Regions from separate parts of the Homo sapiens genome. Here region 1 is linked to region 2. Evidence: read pairs that join two places in POLR2A ChIA-PET (ENCODE). Cell type or tissue: PC-9. All regions are shown on one strand. Region 1 overlaps CBL (Cbl proto-oncogene). Region 2 overlaps CBL (Cbl proto-oncogene).

What was found. Peaks named below come from ENCODE experiments on the same cell type or tissue, not always from the same donor. Only the 100,000 strongest peaks of a DNase experiment are listed, where the experiment ranks them.
Region 1: POLR2A ChIA-PET joins it to region 2 with 6 read pairs; 15 of 35 experiments call an interaction of 5 or more read pairs at or near these places.

What each region holds. Positions count from the first base shown.
Region 1 is chr11:119,281,811-119,286,810 of GRCh38, reverse strand. CBL (Cbl proto-oncogene) reads right to left here. Exons shown (of 16, transcript NM_005188.4): 10 at 1,711-1,842; 11 at 1,245-1,622. Among named protein-coding and RNA genes, the nearest start is that of MIR6756, 29 kb to the left of the region's middle. In PC-9, CTCF peaks have their summits at 1,825 and 2,025 (motif pointing right); a DNase peak (open chromatin) is centred at 2,030.
Region 2 is chr11:119,220,897-119,225,896 of GRCh38, reverse strand. The region is part of intron 1 of CBL (Cbl proto-oncogene); the gene reads right to left. Among named protein-coding and RNA genes, the nearest start is that of CBL, 17 kb to the right of the region's middle. In PC-9, no CTCF peak of the experiment used is centred here; no DNase peak of the experiment used is centred here; H3K27ac peaks cover 861 bases.

The DNA.
Region 1 (5,000 bases), 61 kb before region 2:
TGTTAAGTGCATAAATGAACAAAACATCAAATATTCCTCTCCCACCTCTCAGTTCTGGACCCTTTCTTGCATATTTAGACAAAGGACCAATAACCTACCCCCTTCAAATGCTCTTCATTTCCTACCATACAAATTAAAATTCTTTTGGGAGAGGGTATTCAACTCTCTCTAATCTAGTGTGATGTTCCTTTCCAGTTCTTTCTCCTACTGACAAAATTTCTGCTCTACTTAAAATAACCTAATCATCATTCCACAATACACCTTAGGCATTTCTGTCATTGTGGCTGTTATCAATCTGAAAACCGTATCCACTTTCCAAAGAAATACTTCAGATCTCAGATGCCACTCCTTCTATAAAGTTCTCATGATTGCCCTATCTGGGAATAACCTCTTATTTCTCTAAAACTTAAGTGTTTTCTAGTTAGATTACAAATGGCATTTATGAAAGGACATTTACTGCAATATTTACAAACTGCCTCATCTGGTCTGTGAATATACACATTTTTTTTTTGAGACAAAGTTTCACTCTTGTTGCCCAGGCTGGAGTGCAATCACCTGATCTCAGCTCACTGCAACCTCTGCCTCCAGGTTCAAATGAATCTCCTGCCTCAGCCTCCTGAGTAGCTGGAATTACAGACACCCACCACCAGGCCCAGTTAATTTTTTGTATTTTTAGTAGAGACGGGGTTTCATCATGTTAGCCAGGGTGGTCTCAAACTCCTGACCTCAGGTGATCCACCCGCCTCGGCCTCCTAAAGTGCTGTGATTGCAGGTGTGAGCCACCACGCCCAGCCATATTTCTTGAGGGTAGGAATTATGTTATAGCATCTCTGAATTCCATATAAAACTTATCACAAAATTTCAACCCATAAACTTCTATCCACACATATTTCTTTTTCTTTCTTCTTTTTTTTCAAGACAGGGTCTTACTCTATTGCCTAGGCTGGAGTGCAGTGGCGCCATCATGGCTCACTGAAAGCTTGGCCTCCTGGGCCCAAGCAATATTCCCACCTCAGCCTCCCGAGTAGCTGGAATTACAGGCAAGTGCCACCACGCCCAGCTAATTTTTGTAATTTTTGTAGAGACAGGGTTTCACTACGTCCCCCAGGCTGGTCTCGAAATCCTCGGCTCAAGCGATCCACCCACCTTGGCCTCCCAAATTGCTGGGATTACAGACATGAGCCACTGTGCCTGGCCCACACATATTTCTTAACAGGTTAGATAGTTTCAAAATTAAGACTCACCATGGAGGTATCCAGACTGAACGTGCTTCCGAGCCTAGGCACATCTGGTCTGGGCTCCATTTGTGAGGGCAATGAAAATGGAAGTGAGTGCCGGTTGGTTAATTCTCTTCCTGTCCAGGGATCACTGGAACTTGGGGCAGATACTGGTACTTTGGGGATTGGCCGGGGCAGCCATGAGTCTCCAAGGCGGCTAGAGGGGACAGGGGGCAGTTTGTCTCTGGAGGGACAGTCGCCTGGTGTACAAGGCAAGGGGCGTCTTTGAGGTCGGGATTCTGCTCCAACAGAATATGGCCGGTCTGGAGGCGGTGGTGGTGGAAGATCTCGAAGTGTGGGAGGTACTGGCAATGGTTTGTCTTTATGAAGGGAGCCAGAAGCAGCCTGTGGAAGCAGGGTGAAAGCAAATCAGTAAAAACCCACTAGTACACAGCAAAGAATCCAAAAACTGCAGTAATGGAAAATGCTTTACCTTAGAAGCAGTTCCAAGAGCAGAAGCACTTGAGGGAACACATACTCGCTGCGGCAGAAGGTCAAGTCGTGGTGGCACCGGGGGAAGGGAAGCTTGTGGGGCCATGGAGAATGGAGAAGGCGGCCGTTCCACCTAGGGTACATAAAAAATTTAACAGATTACTTTCGTTTGGGGAAATGGCATCTTTCAACTCTCCTAAAGCTGTGGATGGCAAATACCATGGGAACACTTAAACTACAAATGGGCCAGACCTAGGTTTGAGGTCGCACACACCCTCTTAAAAAACTTCCAGAGACTCTAGCACTTCCTGAATAATTTTTGTGTCACCATAAGAGGGCACTCTCAATCACAGAAACACCATACCCATGGCAAGCTACAGGTAATCTATCTAGAAAGGACAGGGCTACAAAAAGTTTCCTAGTTTACAACTTTAAAAATTACAACAGTTTTCTACCCCCTCATCTTTGGAGAAAGAAAAAAATCTTTTCAAGATTAAAAATAGGAATCCATATAAAAAGTAAGGGGCAGGCCATGCACAGTGGCCCACACCTGTAATACTAACATTTTGGGAGGCAGGAGTTCGAGACCAGTATGGGCAACATAATGAGACCCCATCTCTACAAAAAATAAAATAAAAAATTAGCTGGGCCATGGTGGCACACAGCTATTTGGGAGGCTAAAACAGGAAGACTGCTTGAGCCTAGGAGTTTGAGACTGCAGTGAACCATAATCTAGCCACTGTACTCCAGCCTGGGCAACAGAGCAAGAGCCTGTCTCGACAAAAATAAAATAAAAAAAAAGGATGGCAGTGGGGCGGGGGGTGCAGATATTAACCTCTTAACAAAGTACCTGGGAAAACAATGTTTAAGGGACATAATAAAGAAAGAGATCGATGACGGTGAATTCTCTATGGGTTATTAAGGTAAGAAAGAAGATGAGAGTCGGTACAGTGGCTCACACCTGTAATCCTGCATTTGGGGAGGCAGGAGGATTGCTTGAGGCCAGGAGTTCAAGACCAGCCTTGTCAACATAGTGAGATCCCTCTAAAAAATTTTAACTAAAAATTTTTTTAAGGTGAATTTGTAAAGAAAAATGATCAAGAATATCACTAAAAAGCATCTTGAGTCCTTCCAAAGAAATAAATTATTTCAATTCAATAATTAAGGCCAGGCGTGGTGGCTCACGCCTGTAATCGCAGCACTTTGGGAGGCTGAGGCGGGTGGATCACGAGGTCAGGAGATCGAGACCATCTTGGCTAACACGGTGAAACCCCGTCTCTACTAAAAATACAAAAAATTAGCCAGGTGTGGTGGCGGGCGCCTGTAGTCCCAGCTATTCAGGAGGCTGAGGCAGGAGAATGGCATGAACCCGGGAGGCGGAGCTTGCAGTGAGCCGAGATAGCGCCACTGCACTCCAGCCTGGGCAAAAGAGCAAGACTCCATCTCAAAAAAAAAAAAAAAAAAAAAAAAAAAAAAGAAAGAATTAAAAAGGATTAATATTTTCTGTCAATTTGAGCTCTAAAAAATGAGGTACCAAATTAGAAGAAAGAACACATATATAACCTTTTCCATTTCCCTGCCTATAGCAGGCTTAGGAATAGCTGATAAGCTTGTCAAAGTAAGCTGTCAAGAGATACACAGTAATTCATTAAAAAAAAAATGCTACTCTGCATTTAAATTCCCCAACAGCAAAGCAACACTGACAGAAAAACAGCCATATTTAGTCATGTTATTAGTGCTGGGTGGTGGATGACAGAAAAGCTCTCATCTTTAACTCTTTGCTTTATCCACATGCTTAAGATAACGGGTTCCCAATTAGCTGACAATGCAGCATGAGCAGCTAAACAGCTCAATGACAAAAGTCAAAGTTACTAGTCAAGCCTCCTCTCACTTCATCATAATTATTTTGTCAGTAGCTATATCCTGCTGATTTTTCCCTAAAAGATTCTCATACCTGTATATTTCATTTCATTCTACTTACCAACCCCAGACCTTACTTATTTATGGGAGACAGGGTCTTGCTCTGTAGCCCAGGCTGGACTGCAGTGGCACAAACATGGTGCACTGCAGCCTTGACCTCCTGGGCTCAAGCCATCCTCCTGCCTCAGCCTCTCAAGTAGCTGGGACAAGCTGTGCGCCACCACATGTGGCTTTTTTTTTTTTGGGGCGCGGGGAAGGCACGGGTAGACGGGGTCTTGTCATGTTGCCCAGGGTGGACTCAAACCTCTGGGCTAAAGTGATCCTCCTTGCCTTGGCCTCCCAAAGGGCTGGCATTACAGGCGTGAGCCACCGCGGGTGGCCGTGATTTATTAAAACAACCTAGTGAACTTCCCAACTTGTAGTTTATCTCACCACATCCTTCTGCTTACCACTATCAGCTTAGCCATTCTTAAACACTCACCAACTCAAAAACCACCAGTAACTCCCAATTTGCCCTGTTACAAAATCTCACCCTCCTGCCCAGCTTTCACAAGTCTTTCTAATCTGGTCTCTGCAACCAAAGAAAGGTATTTCCCACAACTCCCTAACAAGCATCAACGCTGCTCTATTCAGGCTCATCTCCTCAGTGTTTCCTGCACATTCTAATGATTATTTCGACTTCCGTATCATTCTTTAAATCCTTTCCCCATTCTGGAAGGCCCTCTCTGCCGATCATCAATCTTTCTCTCATTCCTTAGGCACAGAGGGTTGAACTAATCATATTTTTACATTCATGTCTCAACATCATAATGGATCCTTGCAATAGTCTTTTTTTTTTTTTTTGAGATGGAGTCTCACTCTTGTTGCCCAGGCTGGAGTGAAATAGTGCGATCTCAGCTCGCTGCAACCTCTGCCTCCCAGGTTCAAGCCATTCTCTGGCCTCAGCCTCCCAAGTAACTGGGATTATAGGCATGCGCCACCATGCCTGGCTAATTTTCGTATTTTTAGTAGAGACAGGGTTTCACCACACTGGCCAGGCTGGTATGGAACTTCTGATCTCAGGTGATCTGCCCGCTTCGGCCTCCCAAAGTGCTGGGATTACACGCATGAGCCACCGCACCCGGCCGCAATATTCTTTTATCATAGCATATAAGGCTCCAGAAAAGGTGGAACCTTTATAAATTTATAAATGGAAAATAAGTGATCAGAGAAATACAAACATTTCCAAGACTTCAAGACTTAAAGGACATAAATATCCAAATAGAAAGGGTTTATTACATACCTAGCTCAATGAAAGAAAGGAAACCCACAACAAACAAACCAAAAATACCCTTACAATTTTCATCAAATCAAGGATGAGGAAAATATCTT
Region 2 (5,000 bases):
AATTAGCCAAGCGTGGTGGCACATGCCGGTAATCCTAGCTACTCGGGAGGCTGAGGCAGAAGAATCGGTTGAACCCGGGAGGCGGAGGTTGCAGCGAGCTGAGGTAGCACCTTTGCACTCTAGCATGGGCAACAAGAACGAAACTCTGTCTCAAAAAAAAAAAAAAAAAAAAGAAAATATTTATATTGGCTGGATACGGTGTCTTACATCTGTAATCCCAGAACCTTGGGAGCTGAAGCTGACGCTGAGGTGGGCAGATCGCTTGAGCCTAGGAGTTCAAGACTAGCCTGGACAACATGGCAAAACCCTATCTCTACAAAAAATACCAAAAATTAACTGGATGTGGTGCACATGCCTGTAGTCCCAACTACTTGGGATGCTGAGGTGAAAAGATCAATTGAGCCTAGGAGGCTGAGGCTGCAGTGAACCAAGACTGCATCACCACACTCCAGCCTGTAGGACAGAATGAGACCCTGTCTCCAAACAAAAACAAAACATAAGGCCAGGCACAGTAACTCACACCTGTAATCCCAGCACTTTGGGAGGCCAAGGCGGGAGAATCACCTGACGTCAGGAGTTGGAGACCAGCCTGACCAACATGATGAAACCCCGTTTCTACTAAAAATACAAAAATTAGCCAGGCATGGTGGCATGCACCTGTAGTCCCAGCTACTGGGGAGGCTGAGACAGGAGAATTGCATGAACCCGGGAGGTGGAGGTTGCAGTGAGCCGAGATCACGCCACTGCACTCATAGCCTGGGCAACAGAGCAAGACTCTGTCTCAAATAAATAAATAAATACATGCATACATACAAGCGCGCGCACACACACACACACACACACACACCCCAAAGAGTTTAGGATAAAACGGAGTACTTGCCTAATACCTCTGAAAAAAAGGTATACAGTTGACCCTTCAACAACATGGGTTTGAAAGCGTGGGTCTGCTTATACGAAGTTCTTTTTCAATAAAAGTTATACCAAGTGTGCCTGCCCCCTTGCCTCCCGCTCCACCTCTTCTATTTATTCCATCTCTGCCACCCGAGACAGCAGCCAACCCCTCCTCCTCCTACTCAACATGAAGACAAAGAGGATGAAGATCCACTTCCACTTAATGAATCGTAAATATTTTATCCTCCTTATGATTTTTTCAATGTTTTCTTCTGTAATCCCAGCTACTCAGGAGGCTGACGCAGGAGAATCGCTTGAACCCGGGAGGCAGAGGTTGCAGTGAGCCAAGGTCACGCCACTGCACTCCAGCCTGGCGACAGAGCAAGACTCCATCTCAAACAAACAAAAAATACAAAAAATAATGTTTTCTTTAATCTGGCTTACTTTATTGTAAGAACACATGATATAATACATGTATGTACAAAATAACATGTTAATAAGCTGTTTTATGTTATCAGTAAGGCTTCTGGTCAACAGTAGGCTATTACTGGTTAACTTTTGGCAGGGAGTCAAAAGTTATGTGTGACTTTCAATGGGGGGCAGTGGCTGGAGGTAATGAGGGGGACAGGGACTGAGGTGGATGGGACGTGGGGTGGTCTGTGCCCCTAACCTCCTAGCTGTTCTAGGGTCAACCACACATCCCTTCAACAACAACAAAAAACTAAACTAAAACCTGTATCATATGCAATCAATAAATGTTCATGACAATGTATCAGCCCTCACAATGTAACACAAAATGTTTCCAAAACATTTCATGAATTAGTATTTTTAAACTAGTACCATGTCCCCTCCACAAGTGTTATTTGTCCTTCTTTAGCATGTCACCTCTTAAAGTTCATTTGTATACTAAATGTCTGGTTTTCTCAAGATCTTTTGAAAATGAATCATCATGACCAGGGAAATCAGCACTGCACTAACTCTTAAGTCTTCAACTATGGAACACTAACACAGACCTCAAAGAATATACAGGTAGGTACTCTTTTTTCTTCATCTTTTAAGAGATAGAGTCTCAAAAAAAAATTGCCAGGGGCATTGGCTCACACCTGTAATCCCAGCACTTCGGGAGGCTGCAGTGGGCAGATCATGAGGTCAGGAGATCGAGACCAGCCTGGCCAACATGGTGAAACCCCATCTCTACAAAAAATACAAAAATTAGCTGAGTGTGGTGGCACGTGCCTGTAATCCCAGCTACTCGGGAGGCTGAGACAGGAGAATCACTTGAACCTGGGAGGCAGAGGTTGCAGTGAGCTGAGATCACGCCACTGCACTCCAGCCTGGCAACAGAGAGAGAGAGACGCTGTCTCAAAATAAATAAATAATAAAATAAATAAATAATAATAAAAAAAAATTTAGCCGGGCGTGGTGGCGGGCGCCTGTAGTCCCAGCTACTTGGGAGGCTGAGACAGGAGAATTGCTTGAACCTGGGAGATGGAGTTTGCAGTGAGCAGAGATCAGGCCACTGCACTCCGGTGTGGGTGACAGAGCGAGACTCTGTCTTAAAATAAAATAACATAACATAATAACATAACATAACATAACATAATTCAAAATAAAATATAAAACAAAACAAAATAAAATAAAGTAAAATAAAATAAAAACCAAAAATTTTAAAAAGGCCAGGCATGGTGGCTCATGTCTGTAATCCCAGCACTTTGAAAGGCTGAGACGGGAGGATGGCTTGAACCTAGGAGTTTGAGACCAGCTGGGCAAGATGGCAAGATCTGTCTCTTTAAAAAAAAAAAAAAAAAAAAAAAAAAAAAAGGAAGGGTGTGGGGTGGTTTGCTCTGTCACCCAGGCTGGAGCACAGTGGCATGATCATACCTCAAATGCTTTGAACTCCTGGACTCAAGAGACATTCCCAACTAGACCTCCCAAGTAGCCGGGACTACAGGTACACGCCACCACACCTGGATAATTTTTTAAACTATTTTTTGCAGCGATAGGGCCTCACTATGTTACCCAGGCTGGTCTCAAACTCCTGGCCTCAAGTTATCCTGCCTCCTGGCATCCCAAAATGCTGGGATTATATACAGGCAAGAGCCACCACGCCTGGCCATGCTCTTGATACTCTCGATATTAATATTCTTTGGAAAGGAAAAAAAGTCCTTATTATGTATAACCTCTTTTAAAAAATGGTTCCTAAAGGCCCTGTGTGAATAATTCAAGTCAATAGTTAACAAACATCAAAAACCCAAACAATCTGCCTATATTATTTAGTGAATTTTAAACTGGCAGTCATAGTTAACCTTCAAAAAACAAACATGAACCAAAAAACAAAAATTCACCAAAAAATTTCTAAAAGATACAAATATTTTCCTGCTTAGTCTGTCCTCCATTTGGCTAACTTTATTTTGCATTCCAAATCCTGCAGTGGCAAAAATGGCTGCCTTTTGTTTACTTCTGCCTGTACATTTACAGCATCACTCAGAACAATGTTAAAAAGAAACGTGCTTAGCTCCGGGAAACCAACAGTATCCTTGTACAGCTGCCATGCACTCCATTCATAATAGCTTTCTCACTGGCCTAGCTCCTCCCTTTGCTTCTGCCAAGACTCAATGGTCAATAGAAAAAATTTGGAAAGTGTTATGATCACAATAAAGAGGAATAAAACTATGCTTGAAAATTGCTAAACTTTTAAAGAGCAAAAAGTTATAGAGAACAACAATGCCTAAGCCTAATGCTGTTGTGAATACAGAATCTTTTCTAACACTAAGGAATCTGTGTTTCTAATTAGGCAGAAAACCATACACATGTAAGACTAAAATAAATATTTTTATCTCTAAAGACTCCAACTTATTGATACAAGCATTTCTCATTTTCAATGTTTTCCCATGTTAAAAATGAATAGTTTTATGCTACAAAAACAAGTATTCAATATGTGGAGCTATACATGTAAAATGTCATTATAATTTAAAAGGATGAATATTAACCTCCTGTCAAGAAGAGAGGAGGATACTAGAGCACAAGTCCAGAGACCTGGGCTCTAGTCTGGTGACTGACATTAACTGGCTATACAACCTCAAGCAAGTTATTTGCCCTTCCGGGTCTCTGTAAATGAAAGAGTTAGATCAATTTATTTCTAAAGTCTCTTAAAGCTTCAAATTTTAAAAACTCCATCTCAGAAACTTGAAGAAGTTTAACAGGTATAAATATATAGTGAAGCTTTTTTTTTTTTTTTTGAGACGGAGTCTCTCTCTGTTGCCCAGGCTGGAGTGCAGTGGCGCGACTTGGCTCACTGCAACCTCCGCCTCCCGGGTTCAAGCAATTCTCCTGCCTCAGCCTCCCAAGTAACCGAAATTACAGGCATGCGCCACCACGCCTGGCTAATTTTTTTGTATTTTTAGTAGAGAGGGGGTTTCACCATATTGGTCAGGCTGGTCTCGAATTCCTGACCTCGCGATCCATCCACCTTGGCCTCCCAAAGTGCTGGGATTATAGACGTGAGCCACTGTGCCCAGCTTATAGTGAAGCTTTTTTAAACGAAAACTCATGACTGTTTTTCAAAGACAAATCAGAAACCCATCCTTTTTTGTTTTTGGTTTAATTTTTAAATAAAAATAGAGATGGGGTCTCACTATGTTGCCTAGACTGGTCTTGAACTCCTAGGCTCAAGCAATCCGCCCACCTCAACCTCGCAAAGTGCTGGCATTACAGGATGTGCCACGGTGCCCAGCCGGAAACCTATACTTTTTTTTTTTTTTCTGAGATGGAGTCTCGCTCTGTCACCCAGGCTGGAATGCAGTGGTGTGATGTCAGCTCACTGCAGCCTCCACCTCCCAGGTTCAAGCAATTCTCTGCCTCAGTCTCCCAAGTAGCAGAGACTACAGGCGCGCACTACCACGCCCGGCTAATTTTTGTATTTTTAGTAGAGACGGGGTTTCACATGTTGAACAAGCTGGTCTCGAACTCCTGGCCTCAAATGATCGCCCACCCCGGCCTCCCAAAGTGCTGGGATTACAGGCGTAAGCCACTGCATCCGGCCACCTATACTTTTTTTTAACAAACATATTTTAAAGTCAACTGATCACAGGAAAAAAAAAAGTGTCATC